Regions from separate parts of the Homo sapiens genome. Here region 2 is linked to region 1. A link is an interaction called in ENCODE POLR2A ChIA-PET data of the cell type or tissue named here. Cell type or tissue: PC-9. All regions are shown on one strand.

Region 1 (4,000 bases):
CCTCCCCATTCCAATATGCACCCTCCCCATTTCCAAACACCCTCAGGACACCCTCTCTCCCTTTGAGAACTGTTGGAATTCAATTGGTTAGAGATCCTAATGCCAACTTTTGCTGAGGACGATCATCTGGATGAACTATGCCTCTCACTAAGGGAAGAGGCAAGCTATTGAGAGAGGGACACCCAATGGCAAAGTTCCCATCTGGAAGAATGGATTGTTACTGGTAGCTAAAATGTATTGGGTGCTTACCATGTACCAGGCAGTGTTATAAGCTGACTCTATGAGTTACTTCGGTTGTTGTATTCATTTTACAGGTGAGGAAAAACGTTTAAGAAGGTTATAATTTGCCCAAAGTCCTAATTAATAAGAGAGAAAACTGATATTTACACTCCTGTTCATTAATTCTGAAGCCCGGTCTTCTCCACTCTACTCTGGAGTGAGAATCATCCCTGTATTCTGTATCATGGAATGTCTATAAGATACACATCTACTTTTTGCCCTTTATTTATTTATTTATTTTTAAGAGACAGGGTCTTGCTTTGTTGCCCAGGCTGGAGCACAGTGGCACAATCATGGCTCACTATAGCTTCAAATTCCTGGGTTTAAGTGATCCTTTCTGCCTCAGCATCTGGAGTAGCTGGAATCACAGGCTTGAGCCTCCACATCTGGCTATTTTTTTTTTTTTTTAAGTTTTTTGCAGAAATGGTGTCTCTCTATGTTGCCCATGCTGTTCTTGAACTCCTGGGCTCAAGCGATCCTCCCTGCCTCAGCCTCTGGAGGAGCTGGGACCACAGGCTTGGGTCACCACATCCGGCTATTTTTTTGTTTTTATTTTTTTGTAGAGGTGAAGTATTTCTATGTTGCCCAGGTTGCTCTTGAATTCCTGGGCTCAAGCGATCCTCCTGCCTTAGCGTCCTGAAGTGCTGGGATTACAGGTTTTAGCCATTGCACCCAATCTTTCTTGCCCTTCAAGAGCTCATACTCTCATTTCTGAGACATACAGAACGCACACTTACACATGTTGGACAAAAAAGTGAGTGGCACCCGAATGGGTAGATGAGCAGTAAGGACTGCAAGTGCTACGTGGGTAGAGCCGGGAGTGGGAGCAATGGTCGGCTTGGCCACTGTGCTGAAGAAAAGACTTCCTACAACTCACCACCTGTAGTGGTTGAGAATACGGACTCTGCCACCTGATTGTCTGGAGTTGAAGGTTAACTCCTCACTCAACTCATTATTGGCCGATTTGAGGAAAGGGGTGTTGATAATAATTTCTACCTTATAGAGCTATCACATGGATGAACCGAGGTAGTACATAGAAAACTCTCAGCAGAGCCTGGATGGTACTAAGCACTTTATTGTGCTTCCAGTCGTCGTCTTTACAATGGAAATTTCAGTCTTCTGAAGGCCTTCAAACTACCCGTCCAAATATATCTTACTGTATTTAGTGAACGACTGTTCTGTCTTCCACATGTATCACATCCTATCCAGCCTATAAAAGCAAGCGGCACATGCTATTCTAGGGAGTTACTTAAGATCTCCTCCCATTCCCCTTCTATCCCGAATATTTCCAGGCAGAACTCTCCATGGCTCATGCCCATGGAGAGGGGGAAGAGATTTGGATTGTTGCCGGTTTTCATCCAAATGAAACGGGTCCCTTGAATACAGCTTGTTCTCTCCCACCTGCACTTTCAGAACCATTCTTCAGCTATTGCCTTGGTGTGGTGGGTAGGCTGTTATGTTCTCATTTTGCAACTGAGGAATCAAAAACTCAGAAAGTTTCCCTGATGATGTAGCTAGTAAGAGACCATCTTGTGTACAACTATGGCTGTCTTTGGGCCTGAATCAATAAAAGATGGTTTCCTTCCAGAGAGCCAAGGAAGCTATTTCTATGACTAATTCTCTTTCCTCATCTAAAACTAGGAGCTCCACAGTGTGGTTGGCTGATAGAACTGAGCCCAGGACTTGGTCTGGTTTTCTACCTGTATCCTCTGGTTTGCCTTTTAATCAGGATGAGTCACAGAGAAGGCATGAATGTGTGACTTTTACTGAGTAATCTAGTGCTTTGATAGGTTTTTATTTGTTTGTTTGTTTGTTTGTATGTTTTGAGATAGAGTCTCTCTCTGTCACCCAGGCTGGAGTGCAGTGGTGCGATCTCGGCTCACTGCAACCTCCGCCTCCCAGGTTCAAGCGATTTTCCTGCCTCAGCCTCCTGAGTAGCTGGGACTACAGGCTTGTGCCAGCACACCCAGCTAATTTTTTGTATTTTTAGTAGAGACAGGGTTTCACCATGTTAGCCAGGATGGTCTTAATTTCCTGACCTCATGATCTGCCCTCCTTGGCCTCCCAAAGTGCTGAGATTACAGGCGTGAGCCACTGCGCCCAGCCAATTGGATAGGTTCTTGAAAGGCATTTCAAAAGTTGTGGCTCTCTGATTTTATGATGCTGTTAGGGAAATTATATATGAGGATGATCTTGAACATGGGGCACTGCTGTCTGTGGGGTCCTCTGGGAGAATCCACCATCCCCAATCCGAACATTCCCACTGAGATTACAGAGGTCAGGTCAAGAACAGGCTGCCACGTTTTTGTGCTGAGGTGACTATAGGAAAACCTGGGTATCTCAAGGACTTTCAGAAACCATGAAGGCTTCATGTAGGAGGAGATCTTGGGAATGTAAGGATGAGGCTGGGAACAGTGGCTCACACCTATAATCCCAGCACTTTGGGAGGCCAAGGCGGGAAGAATGCTTGAGTCCAGGAATTTGACACCTAATCTCTACAAAAATAAAAAAATAAAAATAAAAAAAATTAGCCAGGCATGATTGAGTGTACTTGTAGTCCTAGCTACTCGGGAGGCTGAGGCAGGAAGGTTGCTCAAGCCCTGGAGTTCGAGATTACAGTGAACTATGATTGTGCCACTGCAGTCCAGCCAGGGCAACAGAGCAAGACCCTGACTCAAAGAAAAAAAAAAGGAATGTAAGGACGAAGAGTTTCATGGGAGGGTAGGAATAAACCAGAGCAGTTAAAAGGTACAAAAAACCTGGACAATCTAATGACTAGTTAATAACATGACCTTTTTCTCCTGCGATAAGGAAGTTATACAGGTGCCTGCAGCATGGAACACTCATGGTGAGCAGAGGCCATCAGCACTGGCTGGAGTTTTGTGTGGCTGGAGTGTGGCCACCCTGAGACATCCTCATTATCTGGGTGATTCTCAAGAGGTGATCCTTGGCATCAGTCTAATTTACTTTGAGGTGCAGGGAGGTATCGCCGCATCTGGAGGGCAGTGTGGGCTGTGTAGGTGCACACTTTGATTGGTCAGCTTCCTTTCTTCCACCGTAGGGAGGTGAGGCATCAGACTGCTCCCTGCCGTAACCATCAACTAGAGAAACCCGTCATCAATATTTGGGCTTTCCATTTGAGAAGGAAGATATGTCTTTTCCAAGCTGATGGGCTGCAGCATGGATCTGCAGAAGTGAAGCATTTGAAAGAAACCAGTGTAGAACCAGCTGGCTCAACAGGTCAGAGAGATTGCTTGGTCTAGTATTTTTAACTAATTGGACATGATCCTGTTAACCTAATTTTTGCTATGAAGTATTGGTTGTCTTTTAGAAAATGCTGACTTAGGGATAATATCCAGTAGGTATATTTAGCCAAATGAACCCATCTTACATACATCAATAGCTGCCTTCATTGTTCATGAGAATAGGCTCTTCTTAGGCCAGATGGAGAGAGCCAGACAAATTGTGAAACAGGAAAACCTTGAAGTCTTATAAAGAGAAGTTGCAGAGACTAGTATTGTTACAAAACCTAGAGAAACAGATCACTCAACATCACGACTGTTATCATCATCTATAAGGATTTTCATAGAGGCCAGATACAAACTCAGGGTGCTGTCTGTTTGTAATTTACTCAACTTTCTAACATGCAATTGCAATATGCTTTGTTTCGTGGACAACGACCCAACAACTTGAAAAGAAACTTCCTAATAGCATGTGACAT
Region 2 (4,000 bases), 110 kb after region 1:
CTCTCTTTCTTCCCTGACGAATTTTATTTAAAAAAAGTTTATAGGGATGGTTTCAACACCATGCTGTGGGCAAGAGAAGAGAGATACCTTGTTCTCTGCTGCAGGGCACCACAGTCACCAAGAGTGGACTTTCCCTGGCAACAGGGCCTCTGCATTGGTCTGCTTGAGCTGCCATAACCAAAGACCACAAACCGGGTGGCTTAAAGAACAGACACGCATTGTTGCACTGTCGTGGAGGTTAGAAGTCTGAGACCAAGGCGATGGCAAGATTGCAGAGCTCTAGGGAAGGATCTGTTCCAGGCTTCTCTCCTTGGCTTGTAGGTGGCCGTCTTCTCCCTCTGTCTCTTCTCATGGTCTTCCCTCTGTATCTGTATTAGTGTCCAAATTTCTCCTTTTTATTAGAACCCAGTCATATTGGATTAGGGCCCACTCTAATGATCCTGTTTGAACTCTGATTACCTCTGTAAAGACCCTATCCCCAAATAAGTTCCCATTCTGAGGTCCCAGGGGTTAAGGTCTCCAACAGACCTTTTATGGAGGGGGGCACATAATTCAACCCATCCACACTCCCAGCCAGGGTCCCGCTTCAAGACGAGCACTTCCTCTTCCTTCACCATGCACTGGGGCAGGTGACTCTAACTAGTGCCCATTTCGTGTCTCATTCTGGAAACTATGCCGATCAGTCAAAGTTTCCAGAGCCAGTGAAATGTTCTCATCACACGAGGCTTCTGAACACCCAGAAATTTTGAAGCAAGAACATGACAATAATCATCACTCTCATTCACTGTGTGCCATGTCCTTGCAAGTTCACAGCTAGCCCTTACAACAGCCTGCACAGGTCTGATTTTCCACTCTGCTTCATTGATGAGCATCTGAGACGCGGGAGCATAAGGGAACTTGCTTGAGGTCACATGCTTGGTCGGTAGAGACTCAGGGTCTGCGCCCAGGCTTGCCAGCCCATCTCCACTCCTCCCTGCTGTGGGCCCAGGGCACAGCGGCCACAGGAGGACTTGGCTCTTCTTTCAGGCTTTGCGGGCACAGATTAGCTAGACAGAGTAAATATGGGCATAGCGATTGTTAACGGCTAACTTTTGGGTGAATGCACTATTCTTGCCATCTCAGGCTGATTTATTTGCAGCACTGGTAGTCAGGGTCCCTATAGCAAGGGAAGAGATAATCTCTAAATATTCCCTGGAGCCATGAGAAACGGCCAGGTAAAGAAGCATCCTTCTTTCAGCTGGAACACGGCGATGTTTTCTGTCACCTCAAATGAGGTGATCTCCAGAATCCCCTCAATCCTGTCTCATTCATTCAGGCACAAAAAAGGAGAAACGTAGTTGACAGGAATTAGATTTGGAAATCTTTCAGAGAAAATGTGTTTGATTTTTCTGTCCCACACCTCAGCAGTTTATTTCACACTGCGCTTATTGGTCTCTTTGTCTCACTTCTCCTTACATAAATCCTCTGGGTGTCGTTTGAATAATCAAAACGTATTAGATATGAAACATAATGTGTATCATGTTGCATCATGCTACTGTACCTGCATGTTGTAATTTGTACCTTATTTGCTGTCTATGCAATGAAAAGGCTTTCAAGTTTTTAGGTCAGAAAGGTTTAATCACTGTCCCTAGTCAGGTTTGCAGCACAGAGCCAAATGGATGGTGTGCATTTGGACCTGCCCTTGGAAGTCAGGCTGTGATTAGCTAGGGCAAAAGTTTCCTTATCTAGGTGTGAACGTGGAATGGCCTGAAATGTGTGGACAGTCTATTATGTGTTCATCACTGTGCATAATGATGGGCCTGTAGGGATGTCTATGACACGCAGGATACAGGGCTGGGCACCTGGTTGTTGGTATCAGATATGTAGGAGAAGAAGGAATGGGTGGGGGTTGGAGAGAACACAAGCACAAGCATAAGACGGTTCTGCTCCCAAGAGGCTCATTCGTCACTCAGTGCTGTAGACACACGGGAGCTGCCTTAGCACAGAGCGACAGATGCCATGAGACAGGCGCCCACTGCTGATGTGGGCAGAAAGAGATGTGCAAGCGAAGGGCAACAGATTTGGTTGCTGAGATTAATAAGAGGAATCAAGAAATGCTCCCAAGAGAAAAATGATACTTAATCTGGGTCTTGAATAACCATTCATTCATTCATTCATTCTTCTTTCTCTCTATAATATTAATTAGATTTCTGCTAATAAGTACCTAGAAATGTTCTAGGTGTAGGAAATTCAGCAATGAACAAAAAAAACCCAACCCTCCCCCCAGCAACCCCTTGCCGTCGGGAGCTCACATTCCTATAGGTAAGTGGTAGTGGTGTGGAGAGGGGCTGGCCTAGTGAAAGGAACAGTGCCAGCTGTTGCACAGGGACTTGTGATGAGGTTGGTGTGAGTGGGTGGCCATGTGGGGCAGGTCAGAGAGGAGGCATCGAGTTGCCAGGTGCTGGGTCCCACATGAGGAGTCTGTGTGCCAAGCCAAAGAGCTTTCTCCTGAAGGCCTCAAGGGGCCACTATTGGTCTCAGCAAGGTGGGAGGTCATATTGTCAGACTTGTGCTGGGCAGGTGGGTGCAGGTTAGAGGCAGGTGAGGCCACAGGCAGGGAGCCTGAGGCCTGGTGAGAGCTGGTGAGAGAAATTCAAGGTAAGGATGAGGATTTCAGGATGAGTCTCACTTGCTGGCTTCTCTAACTACATGGGGATGGTGCAATTGACTGAGGGTAGGATAGAGGAAAAGGATCAGGTGCAGGAGAAACATGATGCGTTCAGGGTTAGCCACCTTGCTTGTGAATTCTAGAATTCTGCCAGCCTCACCTGAGAGCCCCTCAGAAGTAAGAGGGGCTTCTTACTGTGGAGGAAGTGTCAGAATGCCAACCAAAGATGGCCAGCTAAATAAATGACATGCCTGGTGGTCTGACATGACAAATCCTGAGGGTCCCTTGCCCAGGGTGGGTGGCAGGGGAATGGCAGTTCACATTCAAGATCTAAGTTTTGAGAGATAAGAATCATCTCCTTTGGGGTGGGGCAGCTGCATTCCACACTCGGGACCCGGCCACTCAGTGCGGGGTGATGGTGCAGTTCCCAGGGACTGATGTACCTGCTCTGCAGTGGCAACCTCCGAGTGTGAGAGAACCCAGCTCTTTTTTGGACAATTTTGCATCTGACTCATTGTTGGTATTTGATAACATTTGTTATGCTAATATAACAAATACAATAACAGGAAAATCAGAAAATCCATGTGTACTCAATGTTTAGCTCCCACTTATAAGCGAGAACGTGCAGTATTTGGTTTTCTGTTACTGCATTAATTTGCTTAGGATAATGGCTTCCAGCTCCATCCATGCTGCTACAAAGGAAATGATTTCCTTCTTTTTTTGTGGCTGTGTAGTATACCATGGTGTATTTGTACCACATTTTCTTTATCCAGTCTGCCCATGGATGGGCATTTAGGTTGATTTCATGTCTTTGTTATTGTGAATAGTGCTGCAATGAACATACGCGTGCATGTGACTTTATGATGAAACAATTTATCTTCCTTCGGGTGTATAAGAACAATAGACGCTGGGGCCTACTTGAGATTGGAGGGTGGGAGGAGGGTAAGGATTGAAAAACCACCCATTGGGCACTATACTTGTTACCTGGGTGATGAAATAACCTCTACACCAAACCTTCATGACATGAAATTTACCCATACAACAAATCATACATGGACCTCCGAACCTAAAATAAAAGATGGAAAAAAAAAAAAAGAAAACCAGAATATAATCTGAGTTCTGTCTTTGTGTGATCCGGTTTTACAGGAGGAATTAACCTGGGATGGGGGAAAGAATGCATTTAGTGCTGGAATATATAAGGAGAGGCTTTCCTTTGTCCCCTCCTCTCTTCTCTCTCCCCCAGGATTTTTTGTCCTTCCGTGTTCCACCTGATCCATGGCCAACTGGCTTTAGAAGTTGTTATTAATAGTTCACCATGCTCATTTTCATGAAACAGAGGGAAAGGCAGCCTCT

The links. ChIA-PET counts read pairs that join two places held together with the same protein. Peaks named below come from ENCODE experiments on the same cell type or tissue, not always from the same donor. Only the 100,000 strongest peaks of a DNase experiment are listed, where the experiment ranks them.
Region 2: POLR2A ChIA-PET joins it to region 1 with 5 read pairs; 2 of 35 experiments call an interaction of 5 or more read pairs at or near these places.

Annotation. Positions count from the first base shown.
Region 1 is chr1:231,771,299-231,775,298 of GRCh38, forward strand. The region is part of intron 6 of DISC1 (DISC1 scaffold protein); the gene reads left to right. The region is part of intron 10 of TSNAX-DISC1 (TSNAX-DISC1 readthrough (NMD candidate)); the gene reads left to right. Among named protein-coding and RNA genes, the nearest start is that of DISC2, 45 kb to the right of the region's middle. In PC-9, a CTCF peak has its summit at 1,935; a DNase peak (open chromatin) is centred at 2,003; H3K27ac peaks cover 1,305 bases.
Region 2 is chr1:231,881,071-231,885,070 of GRCh38, forward strand. The region is part of intron 9 of DISC1 (DISC1 scaffold protein); the gene reads left to right. All of the region lies in intron 12 of TSNAX-DISC1 (TSNAX-DISC1 readthrough (NMD candidate)), which reads left to right. Among named protein-coding and RNA genes, the nearest start is that of DISC1-IT1, 43 kb to the right of the region's middle. In PC-9, no CTCF peak of the experiment used is centred here; no DNase peak of the experiment used is centred here.